Regions from separate parts of the Mus musculus genome. Here regions 2 and 3 are each linked to region 1. The links are chromatin loops, found by intact Hi-C in ENCODE. Cell type or tissue: heart. All regions are shown on one strand. Region 1 overlaps 4931428L18Rik (RIKEN cDNA 4931428L18 gene). Region 2 holds the start of Gm28644 (a long non-coding RNA gene). Region 3 has its middle 11 kb from the start of Phf3.

The links. A loop is a pair of places that touch in the nucleus more often than their neighbours do. Peaks named below come from ENCODE experiments on the same cell type or tissue, not always from the same donor. Only the 100,000 strongest peaks of a DNase experiment are listed, where the experiment ranks them.
Region 2: a loop joins it to region 1, with 3 times the contacts of the local background. A loop is called at or near these places in 2 of 42 quality-filtered maps.
Region 3: it touches region 1 in a loop (8-fold over the local background); 4 of 42 quality-filtered maps call a loop at or near these places.

What each region holds. Positions count from the first base shown.
Region 1 is chr1:31,153,088-31,155,587 of GRCm38, reverse strand. All of the region lies in intron 2 of 4931428L18Rik (RIKEN cDNA 4931428L18 gene), which reads left to right. Among named protein-coding and RNA genes, the nearest start is that of Lgsn, 22 kb to the left of the region's middle. In heart, CTCF peaks have their summits at 1,407 (motif pointing right) and 2,371 (motif pointing right); no DNase peak of the experiment used is centred here.
Region 2 is chr1:31,018,154-31,020,653 of GRCm38, reverse strand. It overlaps Gm29669 (predicted gene 29669), which reads left to right. Exons shown (of 4, transcript NR_136907.1): 4 at 969-1,466. It overlaps Gm28644 (a long non-coding RNA gene), which reads right to left and starts at 1,326. Exons shown (of 3, transcript XR_373288.3): 1 at 1,047-1,326. In heart, no CTCF peak of the experiment used is centred here; a DNase peak (open chromatin) is centred at 1,173.
Region 3 is chr1:30,873,002-30,875,501 of GRCm38, reverse strand. It overlaps a transcript of Phf3 not described here and Gm7256. Among named protein-coding and RNA genes, the nearest start is that of Phf3, 11 kb to the right of the region's middle. In heart, no CTCF peak of the experiment used is centred here; DNase peaks (open chromatin) are centred at 1,541, 1,831 and 2,381; H3K4me3 peaks cover 1,603 bases; H3K27ac peaks cover 1,875 bases.

The DNA of each region.
Region 1 (2,500 bases):
GAGGCCAAAAAACAAGGAAAAGACATCTTTTGGTTACATCCATCGGTGCTTCCTCTGATCCTGTAGGTCTGATGTCCTAGAGTGTGACTCTGATAAATTCTGTACTAAGGACTTCATGATATTGAATATGGCACCTAGTGAAGGCCAGTCTTAGCTGGAGACTCCGTGAAACAGTGTACTTCCAAACTCATTCAGGAAGGGAAAGTAGAAAAGATTGACTGCTTAAGACACAAATTAATTATGCTAACTCATAAGAGACAGTATAAGTGAGTCAACTTTGCAATTAAGAGAACTAATAGAAGGTTATTTTTGCTAGATGGGGGACATTTATGCACAAGTACTTCAATTTTCTTGTGTCCAAATTTCCGTATCTGTAATATGGAAACAAGTACTTTATTAATTATTTTACAGACCACATCTCCTAGTACGTCCAAAGCATTACAGACAAGAAAACATTTAATATATTTTACTTAACCCTAACCTTGGTTCTGCCATAACCATGAGTCTATAATGTTATCTCAGATCATTCACAGTAAACCTGAAATTAAGCTAAGAGCTTTTTGAGGTTTCCTTTGTGTCTGGATTGAATGAATGACATACGGACAACTGCATTCAATGCATATTGTTGAATCATCAAGTACAATTAGGAAAACTAATTAGTAAGAAAGGAAATTGGGTTTTACCCTAATAAAAAAGAATTGACCAGTCACTGCCATCCAATGTTTAGAGTGTCATTGCCTAATAGAATTTGGGATTCCAGTTCCAGTTCCACTCCCAGAGGCATGCATTCACATCCTAAACTCGTGTCTTTATAAGGTGATTAGATCCTGAGGGTGGCAGACTAAATAGCCAACTGGGGATCAGAGAGATCACTGATCTGTCTACAAGTGAAGTAGCCAGGAATAGCCTCACTGACCCCAAATCCTATATCGCTTCTATCTTGTTCTCCTCCTCCTACAGACTAAAGATAAATATTTCTTCTGTATATAACTTATGACATTTTGTTATAACAGTCTGAAAAGACTAAGACTATACCAAAAAACAAACAAACAAATCAATTTCCACAGACTAAAACTCAGTAGCAACCCAGTGATCTTGATTGCTTCAGATTCAATTGGATAATGATGTGCTTTTCAATGAGATTTCAATTACATAAACTGTAGCCTGTCAAAACCCAAAGCTGGTTTTGTTTGTTTGTTTCAGCATGCTAAAGGAAATTTCGAGAAATTTCCCAATCTATAAAAGAAGGATCACTCTCCATGAACGGGTTGGTATTGTACTTAAAAGTAAGTTAATTAAAACGAAAGTGATTTTAAAAGAGAATGGGATTGAGGCAAGGATGAGCTTTCTGGTAAAAGAAATGCAGCTTTGGGGAATTGTTACGTAAGGGAATAATAGCAGCGAGCAAACAGCAGGTGGCAACATCTGCCCAGTCTCTATTCCTGTCACCAGTCCTGTGAGGTGATCACCCTTCCTGTGAGCTAATGATTCACCAAGTGTGGGACTTTCCACAATTCTCTTATCAGAATCGATATTTATGTGAGAGTACATTCCTTGATTGTATTCTTTCTATTTTAGGATATCATGCTTGTTTCTTATCAGAGGACTGCACTAGAATCATTAATCCTAATGACTAATGTTAGATCATTTATCTAACTCCTAAAGGAAGACACAAAACTTCTCCCCTCACGTGGTTTGGACAGATGAGGTCACTGAATTAAGTGAGGTTCGGAATTCACAGAATCAAGAGTATGGAAGTTCTTAAAATCTAAAATATAATGAAGTTCATTAAGAAATAAACTCATAAATTCACTAGCAGATATGCTTGCATACTTGGGAGCCCTGGGGATTATTTTCTTCATCAAAATACATCCTAGAATAAATCAACAGTAGAGTAGACCACACACTAATAATAATAATAATAATAATAATAATAATAATAATAATAATAATATTGTGAATAATACGAACAAAAATGGTTCCTTCCAGGAGGTTGAATAAGAGGCTCAGTGGTTAAGACGGAGTTCCGCTTGTTGATTCCCAGCACCCAAAGCCCACAGGCAAAAAGAAAAAAAAGAAGTCTTCAGGATAGGGTTTTTTTTTTGGGGGGGGGGCTGAGGAGGTATGGAAAAATAAAGAGCCACTGCATCACGTCAACTAGCATATTTTGCTGTCACTGCAGAGACATCTGGAGACATGGGCTGTTTCTTCTCTGAGCACAGCAACCCACTGTTCTCTGTAACCCTGAAACCTGTGATCCTGTGCAGTTCTCACAGGCAAGTCTCCACACGTAAGAGGCTTATGGGGAAATAAAGGCAAAGTCTCTGTGACCTGTGGTCATTCCTCACTGCAGAGGTGCACAGGTGCACTTCTCGGACAGCAGAGGTCAGCAACACAAAGAGAAGAGACAGAGCAATGTGCAAGAGGGCTGCTCTCCAGACATTGTTGTGAACAGAAAAAAAAATGAGTGGCAACTTTGTAACACAGAGAAACACACATA
Region 2 (2,500 bases), 130 kb after region 1:
GAGTAGTCTCACAATGGGGACTCAACACAAGCTGGAAGTGGCACGCCTTGCCTTCCTTCTAGTAAGCCTTCCCTGGGTTCAGTCTGCTCTGAATGGCCATGGCACTGCTTTTATGTATACATTTTACATCCAAGTTGGCTTATGGACAATCTTTCCTTCTAGATAGCAGACGCTCCGGGGACACTCTATGTGTCTTACATACCCTATGTTCACACTGTCCAAATGAATAGTCCTCTATTTCATGAGTCATTCCTTCTCCTATTATATTGTAGCCATAATCAATATTCCTACAACTATAGAAGCTATAAGTGTTTAAAAGCATCTAAAATGCCTTATATGATCCATATGGTGTTATGAAATCTTTCTGCTTTGCCTTGATCTGCATATACAGAATGTATAACAGGCTGACCAACACAAACTTAGAGAGGACCTGCTGGAGCTCAAGATTTCGGGTGTGTCTCTTCAGATTCTTGGTCTTACAGACTTGGGCATGACAGCAGTGGGACATGAGCAGGGTCTCATCTCATGGAAAACAGGACTCAGAGAAAAGGAAGGGAGAGGGGAAGATTCAGTCTTCCACAGGAAGCCACGAGTGATTACTTCCCTCCAACTAAATCCCACCTCCTCAAGTTTCCACACACCACACCCCCCAATGAACTGAAAGAACCCTAGCATGGAATATGTCTACTTTGATCCCAGCACTCCAGAGGCAGGAGCAGGTGGAGTCCCTGTTTTGCTTAGTATAGTTTTAGCTTGTAACCAGTTCTGGGATAAGGCATTTAACTCATGATGCTGTGGGCACCTTGCATCTCCAAGCTAACCACTGCATAATTTTGCCCATACATTAGACATGTATCTTTTAATGCTACCTTGGGTATAACTTTTACACTTTCACTTTTACCTTGAGGCTCTATGGACTTCACTAACCTTCTCAGGGTCATATAATGAGACAGGGGTTATTTTATCAGGGAGCCTGGCAGATGCTCTTTTCAATGACACCACACAGTCTCTCGGGAAGTTGCTGATGATGACAGCGATGAGCTCACCTGACAGACTGCTCTTTCTCCCTCTTCGGAGACTCACATCCACACCAGGAAGAACCCAGAGGAGTGACTCAGAATTCCCAGCATCAGTGCCAGCTTGTGTGCTGCTGTTCTGACCGTGAATGTGACGATCATGCCAGGGAGTCAGATGTCTGCTGGATTTAGAAAAGGATCGAAGGTCATGAAGGGAAACAACAAGCCTAAGGGCTGCCAGGAGTTCTGTAGCTCTTACAACACCTCTTTACCACCCTTCCCAGCCAGGAGCATAGCTACCAGAAGAGGAGGGACAACAAGGGGGAGGAAGGGATGGCTTACTACCCTCCTCTTCTTCCTACCCTGAAAACACCCATGTTACTGGCATTCTCTACAGAGGATTCATAGCATAAATGATGACATATAATAAAGAGAAAATTTAACAACTTTATAGAGTGTTCATATACTTCAGACAGATATCAAGTTTTTCTAGCGATTAAATGACAATATTTTAAGCTCTGTGGTTTTTACAGGTCTGTAATCACAGCTAACAAAACTGAGACAAGATTTCAAGTTCAAGGGCAACCTGGGCAACTTAGGAAGACCCTGTCTCAAAATGCAAAATGAAAAGAAGGCTGGAGACACGTGGGAGAACACTTGCCTAGCATTGGTGAGGCCCTGAGTGTAATTGTCAGGGCTATCTCATCTGTTTCTTTATACCATATGATACATAAGAAACATCTGATTACAATACAAATATTGGATTAGAACAAAGGTTTAAATGAAAGTTTCCTCTGTCAGTTAAAGATATTGTTGTCCAAACGTTTAAACCAAAGTATTGGCTGGGTTGGCTCATGTCTTTCTTTCCCCATTGTGCTGCTTCCTCCCTTGCCTCTCTACTACCTTTTTGTTAACAATCCAAGCTGCCCTTGCTGCCTCTCTCCCCTAACTCTCCTCCCTGTGTAGAGAACTATTCTGACCATTCGATAAACTGATTTGTTTGCTAGAGCTATTGTCAAGCTCAACTTGAACAGCCTACCATGTTTGCATGATATGAAAAAAAGAGTCAGAAAGTGACATTTTTAATGAGCCAAGGCCCGATGTGATTCATTTTGTTGCTTCTTGAAGAGGCTCTAAGAGCAGAGCATTGCTCAATTCTTTTGAGCAGCATTGTCTGTCAGGAAAACTTATGATTATTAGGAGTTGGCAGGACCTGTCAAAGGCCCAAAAACCAATCGATTTTAAGTATGAAACCAGGCATAATGGCTCATACCTATATGTCTAGTACTTAGGAGGCTGAGACAGGAGAATTGCTACAAGTTCCAGGCCAGTCTGGTCTACACTGTGAGACAAAAAGACAAGGGAAAAGTGACCACCGAGTCCATATTTCACTATTAGAGAAATGCAACATGTTTGCTATTATGAATGGCTATGTAATTGGCAGTTCACCATTATTGTGGTATCTTTATAAGTCTGTGAGCAAT
Region 3 (2,500 bases), 280 kb after region 1:
TGATTGAAAAAAAAAAGATACAAATACCATGTTTATATCAAAGATGCTGAGGTTTTTTTGTTTTGTTTTTGTTTGTTGGGTTTTTTTTTGTTGTTGTTTGGATCAGAAATCTTTGATAGGTGAATGTGACTAAGCTATGACTGGTATTTTTATCTTCATTTTGTGTTTTGTCCTGAATTTATTAAGATTTGTCTGAAGAGATGTTTTTTGTCAATTCTTAAATCCTACCTCCTACCCCCCTTTAACAAGAGTTAGAATATTTTACTTTTTGCAATTCCTTACCAAACAATTCAAGTCAAAGTTTCTGATTATTCATTTCTATTTTTCTTTCTTACACACACACACACACACACACACACACCCGCATTTAAAACGACCGTGAAATAAAGACGTGTGGTTTAGATACTTACAGCAGGAGATGACATTCTAGAACTGCAGCTGACTGAGGACAACATAAGCTTCTTTGTAGATGTTTGCTATTAGCTACGAACTTACCAGAAGACAGAGAAGGTAAAGAGCAGGTCAACACATGCCTGTGGCTTGTTCTACCTCATGCTGATCTTACTATGCAAAGCATACTCGCTGTGAGGTTTAACCTAACAAAGTTTTTTTTTTTTTAAAGGAAGAGTTCAGACCTCAGGGTAAGGTGCTCCGCAAGTGCTGAAAACGTTGTAATTGTCTTTGCAGACTGAAGACTCAATCGTGGTCTTTAAGGGGCTCGTTTTGGTTACAGTGACCTACGACAGGCAACAGTTAAACCATAACACTTAACTGAAGGCTGGGATCGGGTAAACAAAACTGTTGTGGACTCCGTGTTTGCTCTCTGGATTTCAACACACTACTGAAGGACTCCAGGGGTTTTACCTTATAGTTGTGTCTATTGATACATTGGAAACTTAAGAAAAAAACATTTAAGAGATAACAAAAAGTAACCCTAAGTGCTATTGTCTGTCACAGATGCTATGATAGATCCTACTACAATGTATCAAGGCTGTTTGAAAACTTGAAGTGTATTTAACCGGTTCTCTGCAAGAAACTTTGACTCATTATGGTCAGAGGAATAAGGTATTTCTGGAAGGTAACATCTTGCAGGGGTCGTCCAAGGACTGCAGATCGTATTTTGAAGATTGCTTACCAAGAATTTTTTCCTTTTTTCTTTTCTTTTTTTTTTTGGTATTCAGGAATGTTTCTCTTTTAGAGACAGGGTGTGTCACTATGTAGCCTTGGCTGGCCTAGAACTCTTGAAGATCTGAATGCCTCTGCCTCTCCAGCACTGTGATGAACCACGCCTATCCCCCCAGGAACGTTTTCTTGAACCAGGCATTTGGAATTCTGAGACCATCCCAGCTAGTGGGCTGCAGGGTGGGGGCAGCGGCACCCGGAATACTCAGGCCTAACGGTTCCATTTTCATCTGACACCCAGTAAGTACAAGCACTAACGGGTCCGCTCTGCCTTGTCTGTTTTCCAGCTACTCCGCGTAGCAACCAGCGTGTGTTCCCCGCTCGGCCGCAGAGGCCTGGCAGAGCCTCGCGGGCGGCTGCGCGCAGGCTCTAGCGCGCAGGCGCGGCGCACGCTGCCCCAGCCCCCGGAACGGTAAACAGTGGCGTCACGTGACGCGGCCCCGCTCCTGCTCCCGCGCCGCCGCCGCCGCAAGCCGATGGCTGCGGGCTCTCGCGGCGCCGCACAGGCTCCACGAGGCGAGCGACCCCCGGGCTCAGGGAAGCAGCGACTGCAGCTCGGACGGGGAGGGCGGAGCGCAGGCCGGCCGTAGTGTCGTCACCGCGGCGGCGCGGGCCGGGGAGCCCCGAGCCCAGGCAGCAACGCCGACGCCCTGCGCGCACCCCCTCCGCGGCCCCCTCCTCCGCGGCCCCGCGGCCTCCATCTTCCTCTGGCTGCCGGTGGCAGCGCTCGTCTGCGGAGCGGGTGAGTGGCGGCGCCCGCCGCGACGGGCACTCGGTGGCCTCCCTCCCCCCACGCGGGCGGCCCGGGTCCTTTCCCCGCACCCCCACCTCGCGCAGCGGCCGCCTGATATTCCCGGGCCGTTCGGCCTCCCCGGCTCGCCCCGCCCCGCCCCAGCCTGCCCCGCCGTTTGGACCGCGAGCCCGAAGCGGCGGTGACGGCGCGGCCTCCGCGCGATCGCCGGGCCTCGGCTCTCGCCCGCGAGCGTGCCGGGTCTCTGTCGCCGCCGCGCGGGCAGGCGTCGCGGACTACTCCGGGTTCCAAGGCCCCGGGTCTCCGGCGCGGTGGCCGCAGCCCGCTCGCGGAGCCTGGCAGCCGGCCAGGGTCCCCGCCGAGGCCGACCCGCGCCCGAGGCCGGTCCCCGTCCCCGCATCCGGGGTGTCTGAGGCTGCGGATCGCGCGCTTTTGTGCTGGGGACCGGGACTGTGGGCCGGCTCCTTTTGACTAGTTTGAAATGGGAAGCCCGAAGAGTCCTGCTTGCCGACAGGACGTGTAATTTAATGAACCACTAGTCGATAAGTACGTGTTAATGGTGCTAAA